2 separate regions of the Homo sapiens genome follow, and region 2 is linked to region 1. Evidence: read pairs that join two places in POLR2A ChIA-PET (ENCODE). Cell type or tissue: OCI-LY7. All regions are shown on one strand. Each heading gives the region's core, and the rest is flanking DNA. Links, peaks and the distances in the headings are about the cores only.

The links. Peaks named below come from ENCODE experiments on the same cell type or tissue, not always from the same donor. Only the 100,000 strongest peaks of a DNase experiment are listed, where the experiment ranks them.
Region 2: POLR2A ChIA-PET joins it to region 1 with 10 read pairs; 3 of 35 experiments call an interaction of 5 or more read pairs at or near these places.

What each region holds. Positions count from the first base shown.
Region 1 is chr2:54,594,302-54,602,634 of GRCh38, forward strand. SPTBN1 (spectrin beta, non-erythrocytic 1) reads left to right here. Exons shown (of 36, transcript NM_003128.3): 3 at 4,791-4,942. Among named protein-coding and RNA genes, the nearest start is that of SPTBN1-AS1, 40 kb to the left of the region's middle. RefSeq lists enhancers at 1,794-2,163, 3,228-3,277. In OCI-LY7, for the core only: no CTCF peak of the experiment used is centred there; DNase peaks (open chromatin) are centred at 2,140 and 3,343; H3K4me3 peaks cover 747 bases; H3K27ac peaks cover 651 bases.
Region 2 is chr2:54,867,122-54,875,454 of GRCh38, forward strand. It overlaps EML6 (EMAP like 6), which reads left to right. Exons shown (of 42, transcript NM_001039753.4): 15 at 2,060-2,246; 16 at 4,379-4,484. Among named protein-coding and RNA genes, the nearest start is that of EML6-AS1, 120 kb to the left of the region's middle. In OCI-LY7, for the core only: no CTCF peak of the experiment used is centred there; no DNase peak of the experiment used is centred there; H3K27ac peaks cover 622 bases.

The DNA of each region.
Region 1 (8,333 bases), core at 270-8,269:
CAGCTGACAACAGAACGAAAATATTTGAAAAAAAAATTAACAATACAATAGAATACAAATAAGATGCAATATAGCAGCTGTTTACACAATATTTACATTGTATTAGTTATGAATAATCTAGAGATGATCTAAAGTATACAGGAAGATGTATGTTGGTTATAGGCAAATACTATATACCATGCTATATAAGGGACTTGAGCATAAGGAGTTTGGTTTCTGAGGGAGGTCCTGGAACAAATTCCCCGTAGATACTGGGATTAGATACGGAAGGACGACTGTGCCTGGGACATAGTAAGTGCTCAGTGAATGCTATAATTATATTTTAATAAAAAAGAAAAAAAGTCATTTTCTTTCCATACAACTATTAAACAACCTTCTGCCACACACACATAATTTCCTCATATTCTGGGATTTTTAAATAGCTGGCCCAGGTGTTGAAGAAGGGATTTTTTGAAAGAGAAGTGATTTACATAACTTCTAAATCTTGTTCAGTCCTGAGATTTTACGATTCCATGACCCTCTGGTAAGTTTCTTTTTTTTTTTTTTTTTTGAGACAGAGTTTCGCTCTTGTTGCCAAGGCTGGAGTGCAATGGCACAATCTCGGCTCACTGCAACCTTTTTCTCCTGGGTTCAAGTGATTCTCCTGCCTCAGCCTCACAAGTAGCTGGGATTAGAGGCATGTGCCACCACACCTGGCTAATTTTGTATTTTTAGTAGAGACAGAGTTTCACCATGTTGGTCAGGCTGGTCTCAAACTCCTGACCTCAGGAGATCCACCTCTCAGCCTCCCAAAGTGCTGGGATTACAGGCATGAGCCACTGCACCTGGCCAATTTCTTAAATGATTTGAATTAGTGAGACTATTTCTTTGCTGGAGAAAAGACGGAACTAATTTAGAGCAGTTACAACACTCTGGGCACTTTGATGTGCACTTTACCTCCTCTTGTTTGGTGCTGGGCAGTCTTTAGATGAGTCCTTATAATACGTAAGCTTAGTAAACTGCGGGAGGGTGGGGGCAAATATAGCTGAGAGATACCCCCAGAGGGCAGGGGCACAGAAGTGCTTGTTCCTTGGAGGCACCACTTACCAAGTTTGGGGCAGGGCTGGTTGGGAACCTACTGAAAGGTTTAGCTGCGTCAGCTTCTTGGGGAGGACTTGATAACAGCGATACAAGGCCCAGAAAAGGTAAACGGAGAATGGAAATGGTGTGAGGCACAGAAGTGCCCACCTCACATCGCCCAGACCCAGCCCGCCCCAGCTCCATGCTGCTGGTGCTGCTGCTCCTCTGCCTTGCAAAGGGCGTGCCCTTGGTGGCGTGAGTGGGCCTGAAGGCCGGCCATTTCTGCTGCCTTCGAGCTGACCTGCAGGTCATCAAAGAGAATGATGAAAGAATAGCAACCCACCTTGGAGGGGTGCTCTCTGGGGAGTGTCTTCCAAGATTTCTCAACCTAGCACCGCTGATATTTTGGGCCAGATAATTGTTTGTTATGGGAGCCATCCTGTGTACCGCAGGATGTTAAGCAGCATCCTGGGCCTCTACCCTCTAAATGCCAGTAGCATCTACCCATGAATCGTGACCATCAACACTGTATGTAGACATTGCCAAACTGCTAAATGTGCCGAGGAATCAAAATTGCCCCTGCTGGAGAACCTTGGGTCTAAATAACCAAACCAGTATGGAGCTTGTAAGTGCTACCTTTTTGTACCTTTTTGTACCTTTTGTACCGTGGTTGTAAGAAGCAACCACGGTTGCTTCATGCTCATAGGCCTGGAAGTCGGCTCACTGCCCTCTGCTGCCCCAACACCTCCTCACGCAGCTAGCCCCAGTCACAGCAGCTTGAGCTTGGAAGCACTCCTGGATTGCCTTTCATCGTCAGTGCCAAGGGCCTCCTGCTCCTCCTCAGACTGTCTGGCCCATATCCCCAAGCCTTGCTGGGTGGGGAGTGCAGGGGTGATGTCATTGTGCCTTCCCAGGATAGGTGGAACAAAGGAGGGAGTCCCCAAGGACCCGAAGCCTGATCCTCTACTGAGCCACCAAATAGATTTCTTTTCCCCTCTGTCTCCCTCCTTCCAACTTCATAAGCATTTGCTGTTCTCCAAGTGCTCCATTGTAAGAGGACACGCTAGTTGACTGGGGCTTTGTGTGTCTCTGTTGAGTCCGTTTCCTGCCCCTCGTGTGTTATGAGGGTGTTGATTCTGGTCTGGTCCCCGGATGGAATCTTCTGTGTCTTTTCCAACGTGGGGGTGTGAACCTGAGGAACTTAGACCCTGCGTGATTTTTCCAGCACTCTTGCACTTCGTGGGGCCTGCTCCTGACTGTGAGGAGAGTTCGAAGGGAGGGGAACAGGAAGAGAGGGCAGGAACACAAGAGCTTGTTTTTTTATTTTTGACATCTCTTCCTCCTCTTCTTTCCTCCCACCTACTTTGAGTTTCTAAGAACCATGATAGCCCTGGGGAGCCCTCCCGGCACAGATCTCAGTCTGTTTCAGCTCTGTTCTCTGCACCCACCCATGACCTCTCCATTTGCCTCTCTGTAGGGAGGAGGGTTGGGATTGGGCTGTAACTCTTTAGGACAGGGCACTAAGGAAGTATATTGACTGTTGTTTCTGGCAAATCCTCAGAGTTTCCTTGTGAAAGAACCTGTTAATTCAAAACCTGAAAGAAGTCTGGGTGCTCCTTTAGTGAGAGATTCACCCAAAAGAGTGACAATTGGCTGAGGAACACATTTTGTGCTTGTTTATTTAGAAATATTTTAATCCAAGCAGGTTTTCATTTTGATCTTGCTCCCTTGCTTCATTAAAGACATTTTCTGACTCCAGTATAACGCATAAAGGATTTTATAATTCACAAAAAAAATTGTTAACCCTAAATACATATAAACTATGAGTTACTTGCCTCCTTGATAAGAGGCCATCTGTGAAATGCACCTTACATATTCTGCTCTAGACCTGCTCTTTCAGAATGGCCAAGCTTAGCCCCAGAATTACAGCTCCTGAGTCACTGTAGTAAAGTTGCCATCCATCACAATGATTACGTGATCAATAATGCATGTGGTCTTTTCTGTGGGACCTGTCATGATGTTATTGGTGCAGCTGCTTCTCCACTGCAGCCTGCCCCTTACTGTCTTTTTCTGCTTCCTCTAATCCTGTCCTTTTTGATCCTGTGTTTCTGGTTGGCCTTTGTCCCTGGGGAAGGGCCCTCCTTCTGTCTGGATGGGTAGGTCCTTTTTGGGAAAGGCAGGACCTCAAGGAGCCGCTGACTGTAGCAGGTGGCCGGGGATCTTGGCAGGTGCCCCAGCTGATTCTCCTGCCAGGTCGGCAGCTGTAAAACCTCAACCAATGTCATCTCTGCCTCATTCCCTCCCTGTGGTGGGTGGTGGAGTGAGTTTAGCAAAGCCTTCAGACAGACCTTCCCAGGGTGTTGGGCTGTTTGCTGTCCTTCTGGCCAACCTGAGAACCCAGTACTCTCAGGCGACTGGGCACATGCCTTATTAGCAAGGGTGGCTTTTTAGTTGTTACCCCCACCCAGTGGTTTTGAAATACATGCCAAATTGTTGAGCTATCTGCTTTTTTTTTTTTTTTTTTTTTTTGTAGATTCGTGTGTAATTATTTTTGTCATTTGGGTTTGCACTAGGAGTAGGTCTTAGATTTTTGGCATAAATTCATGCTGGTGGAACTAGATATAGTGTATGTAACATAGAGAACAGAGTCAGGGAGTAAGAGTGGTTGGGTCCAGGGTACGTTCTGTGGATGTCTGTTGAAGGTCTTCAGCAACCTATGTTTAGAACATTCTGCAGAGGCAAGAAGTTTGAAAGCCTATTTGTATGGTATGTGAAGGCCAGTTCTGGGCAAATATGTCTAGAGTTTTATACCTTAAATTGGACAGAATTTGATTACTGAGCTTTGAAAAACCTTTAACACTGTTTCCTGGATGACTTGAATGTACAACAATCACGCTTTAGACCATAAATCAGCAGTTGCCTTTTCAGCGAAGGATCACAGTATGGAGATTATATTTTTCTTCTCCTTTTATAGAAGAGAACATTGAATCCTGTGTTGAGTCACATTTTTGTTGAAACCTTGGGCCCAGACCCTGCTTTCCCGATGCCTGCAAAGACTTCCCGATGCCTGCGATGTCTTTGCACTCTACCATGTTGCTTGCCATTTTCTTTTGTTGTTCATGGTGTGTGTGACTGAGCAGGTGAAGACGGTCATTGCCAAGGTCATGAGTTAATTTATCTTGTCCAGTGTTGCCCAATCCTTTGTAGATGAGGGAAGCAGTTTTCTGCTGTCTCATGAGATTTCCTACCCTACACCCTTTAATATACTCACCTTTTGGAGGAATAATAGCTGTAACATGTATGTAGGAAGCTTTACCAGTCAAGTATTATGGTATAGGGCAGGACTGCAAAGGACCCTGTTGTCATCTGCATCCTGCTGCCTCTTCAGCAGGGATGGGAGAAAAGAAAGGGGAGCAAAGGATGTTCTGCTGGCAGTGTGCCTGGGAGCTCACATGTTTAAGGACTGGACAGTTCCTACACAGATGCTCCTTGACTTATGAGATTATATCCCAGTAAACCCATCGTAAAGTCAAAAAATTGTAAGTTGAACCATCAGTAATCAGTGTTCTTTCTCAAAGACATGACCGCAGTTAAGGGGCGCTAAGTAGAGGTGTCCTTGGAGGTCAGTTTTGCTGACCTTCCTCTGGCTGGGGTCTTGTGGCCCTGCTAGCATGTGCCTGCTCCTGCCAGTTCTGTGGTCAATGGTAAAACAAGTTCTTCTCTGCTTGCAGATGAGCGTGAAGCCGTGCAGAAGAAGACCTTCACCAAGTGGGTCAATTCCCACCTTGCCCGTGTGTCCTGCCGGATCACAGACCTGTACACTGACCTTCGAGATGGACGGATGCTCATCAAGCTGCTGGAGGTCCTCTCTGGAGAGAGGCTGGTGAGTGGAGACCTTAGGAAGTGCCGTGTGTTGTAGGTGGAAAATATTTTTGAAAAATCAAGTGTGACTTGTCTCCTGTTGAATTCTGCACTTAATGGTTGATAGTTTTGAGGAGAATCTTGAGAAGTGAGTTGAGCGCTTCAGGGAGAGCCTTAGTGTCACATTCTGAGCGTGGATGATGTTCTTGAGCTGTAATAAAGCCACTTTGTTCTGGTAATTTGCAAGGTTGCCACCTTTGGTCAGAAAGAACTTGGCTGGGGTTCCTGCCAAGAACAGGGCATGGTGCTGGAATTTGAAGGGCCAGGCTTGGGCGCTGGCTTCTAGATGAACCTGTGTCCCACATGCGATGATGGAATGTTTTCTAAATTTGTGTCTTTCTGGTTGTCTAGAAAATCTGAGCTGCCATCTTAAGGTGGCAAGCATTGAATTCAGTGGCCACTGATGTTTTCTTCCCTGCACGCTTTTTATTTTGGGAGTGGAGGGAGAAGCTGGTGTTTTGTCATCTCCTTGGGAAAGGAGCTTCTGATGAATTCACCCTGCCTTTTCAGGCAGGAAAGTTGTCAGCCTGCAATGAAAATTGTATCCCCAATCTGTTTCCCAGAGCTGCTGCGGCCCTCTCTGATGTGACTCTTGTTTATGCACCTTATACCAAAGAAGCTTAAAGCAGTCACTGTGACTGATCCAACAGGTTTTGTCTCACCTTGGTTTGAAAATGGTTGCTGTATCCTCCCAGAGCACATGTAGTGCCATAGGTGGAAGTGGTGCCGAGCCAGAAGCCAACGCCCAGAATGGAGACCACATCTGTACTGACATCACCAGGAAAATATGATGCTGGCAGTTGGCAGGGCTGCCAGAAAGCCTTATTTTTAACTTGATCTCCACCCTGTAGCTTGCCAGCCGCAGTAGGCCTGTGTGCAGACCTGCCCCACACCTCTGACCGCAGGCAAGGGTCTAAGGTTGTCCCTTGTCCTATTTGTTATCAGCTCAGAGACAGACTGCCTCTTTGAGTCTGGGTTGAAATGGAGCCAGAAAAGTATTCTCTTCCCTGCCCTTCAGTTCAAGAACAGGGCTCTCCAGAAGATAGTGAAGCCCTGTCTTCTCTGTAGTGAGTTTCATCCATGCCCTTTGTTCCTGAGCATGTAGGTCTTGTGGCCTCATTTTCTGTGAGGGTTTGTCGGTCACACTAGACAAACTAGACAAATAACGGAGACCCCTGCTCAAAACCATGATGGCTATAAGAAGGCAGTTGATTTGTGGTCTGGGGGTGAGGGAGTGGACCCACATGGGGAGTTTGAACAGGCCATTTATTGCATTTTGATTTGATTTTCCAAAGTGAGTCTTGTTTGAGAGCCTAGACTAGAATTATTGTGATATGCAGCTTTAAGTATAATTTTTATAACCAGACTTCCTTTGTCTACCTCTCAACCTTTTTTTGTTTCTTAGTGTTTAACCTAGTATGTTTATTTATTGATTTTTTTTTTTTTTTTGTGGAGTGGGGGAATGGTGTTTTGAAAGTAGCTAAAAAAAATCATTAAAGGTCACATGGATAGGAGTTAGTCTGAACATTTATTTTTGTGGTTTTTTTTTTTTAATTTATTTTTGTTCCAATAGGGTCCAATCTTCTAGGCTGTAGGGAGTAAACTGTTCACCTTTAAAGACCCATAATTATTTTATACCAAGAAGATTGTGTCCTTGATAATGTCCACATCATAAATGGGATCAGGCCCATTGCCGTTTTTTCTGAACAGGGCAAGAAAAATATAAGTAGGGAGAAAAACCAGTAAAGCATAATTCTTAGATGTGTGTGAGTATCTCCCACTCCTCTCCTTATTTGTTAGCAGTAAGTTTTTTTGTGGCAACCCAGAGACCTAGGAGAGTAAGGATGAAGAAGATGGTACAGTGGCTACCATCTCCAACCTCTTAGGCAGTCGATATCAGTAGTTTTACAGAACTTTGTAAAGCCCCTAGTGCCTTCATTTGTATTACCCATTCTTCACAGCCATCTTGGATTATATAGGTTGGCCAGTCTAATTTTCTTATTCCAAAAATAAAGATACCATAGATAGAGTGCTCTTAAAGCTCTTGTTCATCTGGGCTGGAGATTTTAAGTCTCTTTGGCCTCGTAGTCTGTTTGGTTCATGGAACTTCCTGGAAAGGAAACACACCACACACTGCCTTTGGCCGTGGAGGTTGCCAGGACCTCAAGTTAAAGATCCTCCCTGCAGAAGACCTCCATGAGAGCTTGCCCCAAAGGTTCCTTGCATATTCAGATTCCAGAACTAATGAGGTGGTTAGAGCTTCCAGGCCTGGGTAAATGAATGTCCCAGCTAAGTGTGTCATCAGATAACATTAGCTGGGCTTTCTGCACCAGTGGTCCAAAACCCTGGGTAACATAAATGTTTGCACTCTATCTGGAGCCCAGTCTTTGTCAGCCAGCATTTTAGCCCCAGCACTTAACCACCAGCTTGGCAATAGCTAGCAGATAAATGTTTGAGGGACTAGGTGATTCAATTTACTTAATTAATAGATTCTTAGAGCCACTTCCTTTACAGAGGAGGAAATCTGTGAATGTGTGCATGTGTGTTTTCTGAGTAAAGTTCAAAGAAACATTAATGACCCAGACAATTCCACCCTCACCCCACCCTGGATTTTGGCTCAATAATATTTGAGTTAAATATGAGCAAGTATCATGTAGGCATTTGGGAACTTGATTTTGAACTACTCAGCAACATCACAAGGCAGAGATCTCTGGTCCTGGCCTGGTTATGATCTGTGTCCAGAAGTGTCTGCTCCCTCTCGGTCTCAGGTGTATCAGCTCATAGAGCAGTGAGAAGGCTGAGAGCTGGGCCAGGAAGCTTCTGCTAGTCAGGATTAGATTGATTAGAAATAAAACTATTCTTTTCTCATTTCTTATTCTGAGTTCACTATAGTCTATAACTCTCCATAAAGGTCTCACTTGAAAAATGCCTTAGAAATACAGACCCACCCTTTACTTTAACATTGGATTGGCAGATAAAAGTGTGAGCACAGAACCTGTGCTGGCCACTTAGTAATTAGACCTAGATCTCAGGACCAGAGTAGAATGAGGCTTGAGGGGTGATGGTTTGCCCTGCAGCAGCGTTGACATGTGGAGAGAGAGGAGCCCCTGGCATACGATAGGCCTGCACTTCAATGGTAATGTTCTGCCCACAGCTCATAATCCACTTTAGATGCTCCCCATTGCCTGCCATCTCCCTTCATGGGCGTCTGCAGTGAAGATTGATTCTCACTATGGTGGCCAGTTTTTTGCCTTGCTCCTGGCCAGACTAAGCCCTCGCCTCTGACCGAGATAGAGTGAGGTTTTCCAAACAACTCTGCCCTCCCCCAAACCCCACCAAGTCAGTTATCACTG
Region 2 (8,333 bases), core at 96-8,095, 270 kb after region 1:
TCATATAATTCCATGACTTAAAGGGTGCTGCTGCTCATTGCTGCTGCACTTCTTTCTCATCACCATCTTCACTTCCTCTTTCTCCTTTCCCCTAATCCCCTGCTGTGTTTTGCTGGCTCCACCATAGGACAGTATTTTCTTCAAATATTTTCTGCACATGTGCCCAACATAATTTTGAATTTTGTAAAATTATATGCACCCTTGCATATTTTAAGTAGACAACTAAAACTTTTTAATGTCGGTTTAAATGGCTGAGAAGATACTATCTGTATTATGAATACATCAGTCCTTTAAATGGATGCAAAGGAACCTAAATGCCATAAATGTTTGATTCTCACTATGATCAACTTAAAAAATATGTGAGACCAGACACAGTGGCTCACACCTGTAATCCCAGCCCTTTGGGAGGCTGAGGCAGGTGGATTGCTTGAGCCCAGGAGTTCGAGACATGGTGAAATCTCATCTCTACAAAAAACTAGCCAGATGTGGTGGCGTGTACCTCTAGTCCCAGCTACCCAGGAGGGAAGTTGAGGTTGGGGAATCACCTGAGTTGGGGAGGTCTAGGCTGCAGTGAGCTGTGATCTTGCCAGTGCACTCCAGCCTGGTTAACAGTGAGGCCCTGTCCCAAAAGGGGAAAAAAAATACCTGAAGAAGTCCTTCTAAAACAGGAAGCTATTTTACATCATTCATATTTCTACCTAAGTTCACATTTCCATTCTAATTTTCCCATAAAATTTTACCCTAACATAATCTTTTTATGCTTGAGAGTCCTTTGTCACCATGTCATACCCTCTGCAAGAAAAAAAATTTTTCTGTGGTCCTAAGACTCTAACTCAGCCCAATACAATATCCACTAGCCACACACAGTCACTGAGCACTTAAAATACGGCTATTCTGAAAAAAGATGTTCTGCATGTGTAAAATGCACACCAATTTTGAAGACTTACTATGAAAAGAGGAATGTAAGATATCTCATAAGTTTTTATATTGATTACATGTTGATATAGTAATATCTTAGATGTGTTTTGGGTTTAAAATGTTACTGAAATAAATTTTTTTTTCTAATATGGCAACAAATTTTTAATTAGGAGGATCATGTTATTTTTCTGTTAGTGTTGCTCCATTAACAGTTTATTTGAATTATAGTTATTAGTAAAGTCGACTAAATCAACATGAATATATTACTAATTGTGACATATAATTATTAAGCACAGAAAAATTTTGTTGGAAATTATTTTAATATGATGGATTGGTTTTCAGTTGCAAGATCTGTGCATTTATATTACTTACTGTTAGAATGTAACAAAGTTTAATATTGAGTCTATTCTCAGTTCTCATTTTTGTATAGATGTAAGCAGTGAGAAAGTTTATTCTCTTAAATAATTAGGTAAGAATGGAGGCCATTTTATAGCAATGTTATTCAATTCTTCAGACTCCTGTGATAGGCCAAAAAAGTCATATTTGATTTTGATATATCACAAAAAATAATCTTTCAGCTGGTAATTCCATTAAGTCTCTGTACAATTTTGTTGAAAGCAAAGAATTGGAAATCACTTGATTTGCAGGATTCCTTAGCCAGTCATTAGAGTTGTTTTCTTTCAACATGCATACTTGTATTTTGAATTGTTCCTTTGTTTTGGTGCCCCTGGAAGGGTCTGTGTCCCGGAGTAATACAGTGTAATAGGATTCCAGATGGAGGAGAGGAATGGCTTTCTGCAGTGGGCGGAAGGCATTTATGAGAGGGGAGATGGGAAAGGAATACCTGTGCCTCATCACAGATGTGTTCTCAGATGATCGTTTTTAAGAAAAAGCGCACACAACAGCTGAGGATCTGCTAACAGATTCTGTTACAATGTTCAGTGCCCATGTGCCTTTTTGAGAGTCATCTCATGCCCTCAGACGGCCACATATCCTCATTTAAACATTGCTGTCCTATGTGACACCTGGGGTTCCACTTGTACATGTTCACGTCAATATGTTAGCCTTGCCTCTGACACCTCCTGCTCCATGCATTTGCTGTTTGTTCAACCACTATGCATTTCTTGGACCTGTGCTTCAGTTATAGAGGCTACGACTGTAGAAACAATCTGTTCTACACACAAGCTGGAGAAGTAGTCTACCACATTGCTGCAGTTGCTGTCGTGTATAATCGGCAGCAGCACTCCCAGAGGCTGTACCTGGGGCACGATGACGACATTCTCAGCCTGACCATCCATCCAGTGAAGGACTATGTGGCTACTGGGCAGGTATCTATCTCCTGTAAACTAGGGCCTAGCCAAAAAGAGAATTTAATTTTTGAATTCAGTTTACATATTAGAAATTCAAGAAATGCTTGGTAGAAATAAACATGAGATGGGAAGGTGAAGATTGAATGATCATTGGATCCTTCCAAGATCATGGGAGAATCAAGCAAAGCATTTTAGCATTATTGGGAGACCTCTGAGGAGTTCTTTTCCTGGAATGATGAGATCTATGAATGGGACCAGCTAAAACTAAAATGGTGAAAGTTTTGTCAAGGAGCAGCTTTATATACTTCCTCGCTGTATGCCCAGGATTTAGTATATCCTAGGTACTCAATAAATATTTATTGAATGAACCATTTAAAAATACTATAACATCTAGAGTATAATTATATTTGTAAGACTGAAAACCATAAGACTTTTGACTAATTTGTATTTTAGCCTTATAAAAACACCTTGAATTTTATCTGAACTTTTTTTTGAAATGCCTTAACCTTAGATTGAGTCTGTAATTGAAAAAGCTGCTAAAACAGGGACCCTCTACAATCATTTGGGAGTGTAAAGAGAAAAATAATCATTAACTTATTAAAGACTTTATTAAACACAGATGTATTACCTTGCTGGCAAAAGAGTAATATTGTCAAAAGTATTTTTAGTTTTATCTTTTCCTCAAATGTATAGATTATACTTTTGTTCAGTTTTTATAATGAGTGTTTAATTGCAGATAATACTTCAACTGGTATTAACTAAGTGGCAAATTCTAAGAAAACATTCTTGGTATAATGTCAAAGGTTAACATGAGACAAGCCCTTTTCCTGAGACTCGACCTGCAGGTGGTAAAGCCTTTGGACAGAGTTCATAACCTGGGGTTCATGAAATCTATGAATGAAAATGAGAACATGAGGGGAGTCAACCCCTTAAAAAGTTGTATTTGGGGGAAAAAGGATCCATAGCTTTTAAATTTTTTTTTAAAAGGGTTGCAGTCCTCCAAAGGGTAAGGGCTGACCATTGGTTTATACATGAATTTGCTGGCCCTCCAACTGAAAAGGTATATTTGGGGGAAAAAGGATCCACAGCTTTTAAATTGTTTTTTAAAAGGGTTACAGTCCTCCAAAGGGTAAGGGCTGACCGTTGGTTTATACATGAATTTGCTGTCCCTCCAACTGAAAATTAGAGACCTACTGTGTTAGCTGATGTTATAAGGTTTTACAAGTAATTGATCATTGCTTTGCTTTTTCACTTGCCCTTATTTTTTGTCTGTCTTATAAACAGATGGTGCTTGATTCACGTGTATTTAATAGCCTCTTTTTTTAAGTAAAAGCCAGAGGTGTTTTTTTTTTACATAAATCCCCAAGGAGTTACTGCACTCAATACTGTATTTGATGGAAGGTAAACCAGTGGCAAACAGTATTCCAGCAGCCACCTGCAGGAGACTGGGCCTCCACAGACCTCTGTAGGAGTGGCCTGGATTCTGCTCATTTATGCCTATGGCTTTATCTCCCATTTTTCCTTTTAAAGTCATCACACCCAACAGGTTTCCCCACCCCCCACTACATATTACAAGTGAGAAAAACCACTCTACTATTATAATTTTCTTTGTTGTTGGGGATTAGTGTGATAGAAGCTTGTATCCCTGCAAAGATAATCCACCTTACTGAAAGATAGTTATGCCATGAAAATGTTATTTCCCAGGGGGAGAAGCGGGGCCAGGCCTTCTTCTGGTGGGTAGCGTAACTGAGAATGGGTAAAATAACTCTGGATAGCGTCATGACAATGTACAAGTGACTTCCCTGACTGAGAAGCAGAATCTTGTGTCGAGCTGGGAAGGCAGGAGAGGGAATGGTAGAAGTAACTGACAAAAACAAGGCACAGTGGACATTTGAATTAGCCTTAAAGGCCCAGGCATCAGGTTAGGCTCTGTTGGAACTCTACCTGATTGCCAGGACAAGCCTCTTAGAGATACAGTGCCTCAGTTTCCTCATCTCAAAAATAACTGAATTGTAGCAGATGATTTCCTAGGGTCCTTCTATTCTCCAAATGGGTTTATCTTGGTTTCTGAGCAGTGTTGGACTCTAAGGAACAAAATCATTGTTAGTATAACGTGTTAGTAGTTAATAACAGTCATTCTGTTATTTAAGGTTGGAAGAGATGCTGCTATTCATGTGTGGGACACACAAACTCTAAAATGTTTGTCGCTGTTGAAAGGACAACATCAGAGAGGAGTGTGTGCACTTGATTTTTCAGGTAAGGTCCAGAGTGATTGACACATGGTTCTACGTTGAGAGAGAGAGAGACACAGAGAGAGTATGCCCCGCGCATGCGCGCACGCGTGTGTGTGTATTTAAACATGCTCCCACTTAGTCGTTCTGTTTGTATTGAAGTACAAGCTCTTTGTATGCCAGCTACCCGCTCTTATACTGAGAATCATACATAGGAATACCTCACCAAAAAATGTGGCCTTTAGATTACACACCGCTTCCCATCTTCCTCATTTTCTGTCTCCTAAGTCACTACCCAGAGCTCACACTGTGTTCTGTATTTGCTTGAGCAATTTGAAATCCAGAGCAGCTGTTGCTGTTGACTTAGTCGCAAATGTCTGGCAGTGACTCAGAACATCAATTTCATCTCTCCAAATAAGTGGGAGCACATCACTTCTGATTGAAAATACAAAGTACTAGAGAGAAGGCTGCAAATTATCTGCAGAGGGCCAGTTTACAACATTGGTATTTTGGAAATAACTTTTATATCGAAAAAATAGAACTGAAGTTTTCATCTCCTTAATTTAAAATTTGAACACAGTATCATAAAAAATAACTGATGAAAGTTAAGTTCCTTTAGAGTGAGTGTTCTTTAAGTTGGCATTTGAGAATGAGGGCCTATCACAAAAAGTATTTCTACCTAGAAATTTTTAATAATTGCAACTGTAGAAATTAGATCAATAGAAAAAGAATTCTAAACTTTGTACAGAATGCTGATTTTATAATTTTTTTCTAAATTTTATTCAAATGCTTAATAAGTATAACGTGTAATATTATTAAATTCCATGACTCCACAAGCCTGATTGTTCTCCCCTGTCCCTTCCTCTCCCCGTTCAAGCCCTCACTCTTTCATCTATGCTATGGTAGTCATGCTGGTCTCTAATTCTATCCCCTCTTCCTCAGTCCATCCCACCCTCTTCTGGAGTCTCCCAAAAGCATAGTTACCATTGCCACCACATGGATTCCCCTTGGTTGGCTGACTCATTGTGGAGCCCTTGGGACATCCATGGCCTTCCATGATCTGGCCTTAACCTTCCTTAGCAGCATTTTTAACCCACCAGCCCATTAGTGCTCCTTCACATCTGTCTAACTGTGGAGGCTACATGCACTCTTGCCCTTCTTTTGGCTGTGTTCTTTGCTCATGCTGTTCTCATGTGTCTTTTCAAGTCCTCCCGCCCTTTAAGGTCAAGCTGGAAGTTTTCTCTTCCAACTTTACAGGGAGAAATAACCTGTCCTTTTTTGTGCATCCCTTAGCCCTTTGTTGTCATTGCTCTTATGGCACCCATTGCTCTTGTGGCACTCCATGTGGCACACAGTTACTTGTGTCAGCGTCTCCCAGGCATTTCACACACAGTAAACTACTTGGCAGTAGAGCCCATCTGTCTGGTCCCCACTGCACATGTCATATTGCTGTGCAAATAGAAGCTACTAAAAAAAGTGAATGACTAAATGAACAAATGAGGTTCTGCTTAATGCACTTTGTCTTGCCTTTCCCTATTACTACTAGAATTTTACATTATAAACCACGTTTGGGTGAAAACTACCTTCATTGCCTGACCAATGCAACATGGGGCAGTTTTTAGTTTTTCTAACAGGCATGTTCTCACATACTGTAAATTACTCTACAAATCTGAGCTGCTGTATCATTATTAGAAGTTATTCAGTGCCTTCAGTGATTATCAAATTGGTAAAAATCAAGGTTAAACAGTTTATACTCTACACTGGTGACATGTGAGGTAGGAGAAGGCATAAGTGTCAAGGGAGAGAGAACTCCGCATACCACCTGCCAGCTGAATAACACAGTCAGTAATTCACTCAATAAACAGTGAATACAAAGTCCAAACTCCCGGAAGTGTGATGGACATGCAGTTTTAAAATAGGTGTGCTGTGTGTCACTGATAAAGCAGTGAAACCTAAAAGAAGCTGTAATTTTAGTTCAAATACGATTGTATTTCAAAGATGTGGATGAATTCCTTCTGCTTTTTGTTCTCCATAGTTCCACTCCTCAGTGGCCAAACTGCCTTTTTCCTAAAATTAATTTTGCTAGCAGACAAATATATGTATACTTAATATAAGTAATTAATATGCTTTAGAAGAGTGGTGAAATGCCCGTTAAAGTAGCAAAAATAAATAACAACAGCTAAATGTTTACAACATTATTGGGAATCCAATATATTCATTCTTTTGGCAGCACTGAAAATTGACTCAATTCTAGCAAACAATCTGGCAATGTATAACAAAGCTGTGATTCAAAATGACAAGTATGAAGATTGTATTTTATGCACATTTCAATGTATCAAGATAAAAGAAAAAATTGAACTCAAAATACCATCTATCACTGACTGCAAATGAGAATGTGCATATGTGTATTAGCATATAAATAAAGTGGCAAGAAATTTAGAGTAATATAAATAGAATTTAATCATTTGGTTATTTCCTCTATAGAGTTGATTAATTTTCTATTTTTTGAAATCGAAATAATTAGCTCGTGTTATTTTAAATACCTTTGGAAGAAGAGATTAGCAGATCAAAGACATTAACTATGAGATGAGTTGGTAGCAATAAGCTGGTACCCAGTAATGTGGCCTCTTCATTTCAGATAGCTAACATTTCTTCTGGGCTTATTAGTTTTATAGAAGAAAGAACAAGAAATTAAGTGAGCTTAGAAACCTTTTTCCCATAAGGCAGCCCTTCAGATCAGTGCCTGGGTAGAGAAATCAGATACTCTGGAGGAGGTGAGGAGCCCGATTCTGTAACTGCTTCTGATTCCCATCTTGGGCACATAAATTCCCAAATATGAAATGTTTTGTGCATAAGAAGGGTATTTCAGTATTTTAACAATACAGTCTCCATTCCCCAGATAACAATCACTGGGAAAGAGCCCATTTTTCAGCAAATGTGTTGTTTTTGCTTATGGAAATTCACCTTTTTGTCTTACAGGTTAAGTAGTATGTCAATATATAAATGGTAGAAAGGAATCTGATAGTTTTAGAAAGTACTAATACTAAGGACTATTGTGGAAAAACTTTGACTGATACGTGATTCATTACCATAAATGGTTACATACAGATGAATTGTAGTCATTGACTGGGGGTTGGGGTGAGGGTGTGGGGACCTGTGGTGACTCCTGAAAGTGTGAGCTGAGGCCTGTTTGGTTTAATTTCTATTGATAGTCTATGTTTTAATAATATAGTTTGAGTCTTAAATCCTTGCAACCACTTTATAGGCTGAGAATGGACATCCTGAAGTTTGGTGGGGTGGCCTGGGTAAAAGTGAACAGTGGCCGATCCAAAGGCAGAACCCAGGTCCATTGTGAGAGCCACCAGGCCTGGGTTTGTCAGCAGGCAGGAGGCATGCCAGGAGTTCTCCTAGGTGTCAGGCCTCCTCCAGCCGCTTCCCTTTGCCGATGCTAGTGTGTACACTTGGCAAGAGTGTCATACCTGGGACACTCAGTGTGCAGGCTCACTTTCTGCTACCTGTGCCCTCCAGTAAGCTTGTCCATCTGCCCTTCCCACCCTCCACTGTAACTGTGGAGTGGACATGGTAGTGCATAGAGGCCCCCATGTGGAACAGCCCCAAGTGAAGAGAGATCCCGTTCTAAAACAGCCCAGAAACACACACTTACCTGAAGTATGAACAAGGGCAACTAATGCTACCATCCTTTGGAAACTGATAGAAAAGTGAGTAGCTCAAGTAGAAATGTTGAAAGAGGAGACTACGTAGACCTCCTTGTTTAACGGTGTAAACAGGGCACTGACGTGACACTCAACAGTTACGATTTAGCTAGTGCTCCATCTGTGTGCCTCAGGACTCCTGTCGCTGCCCATCTCTTAGG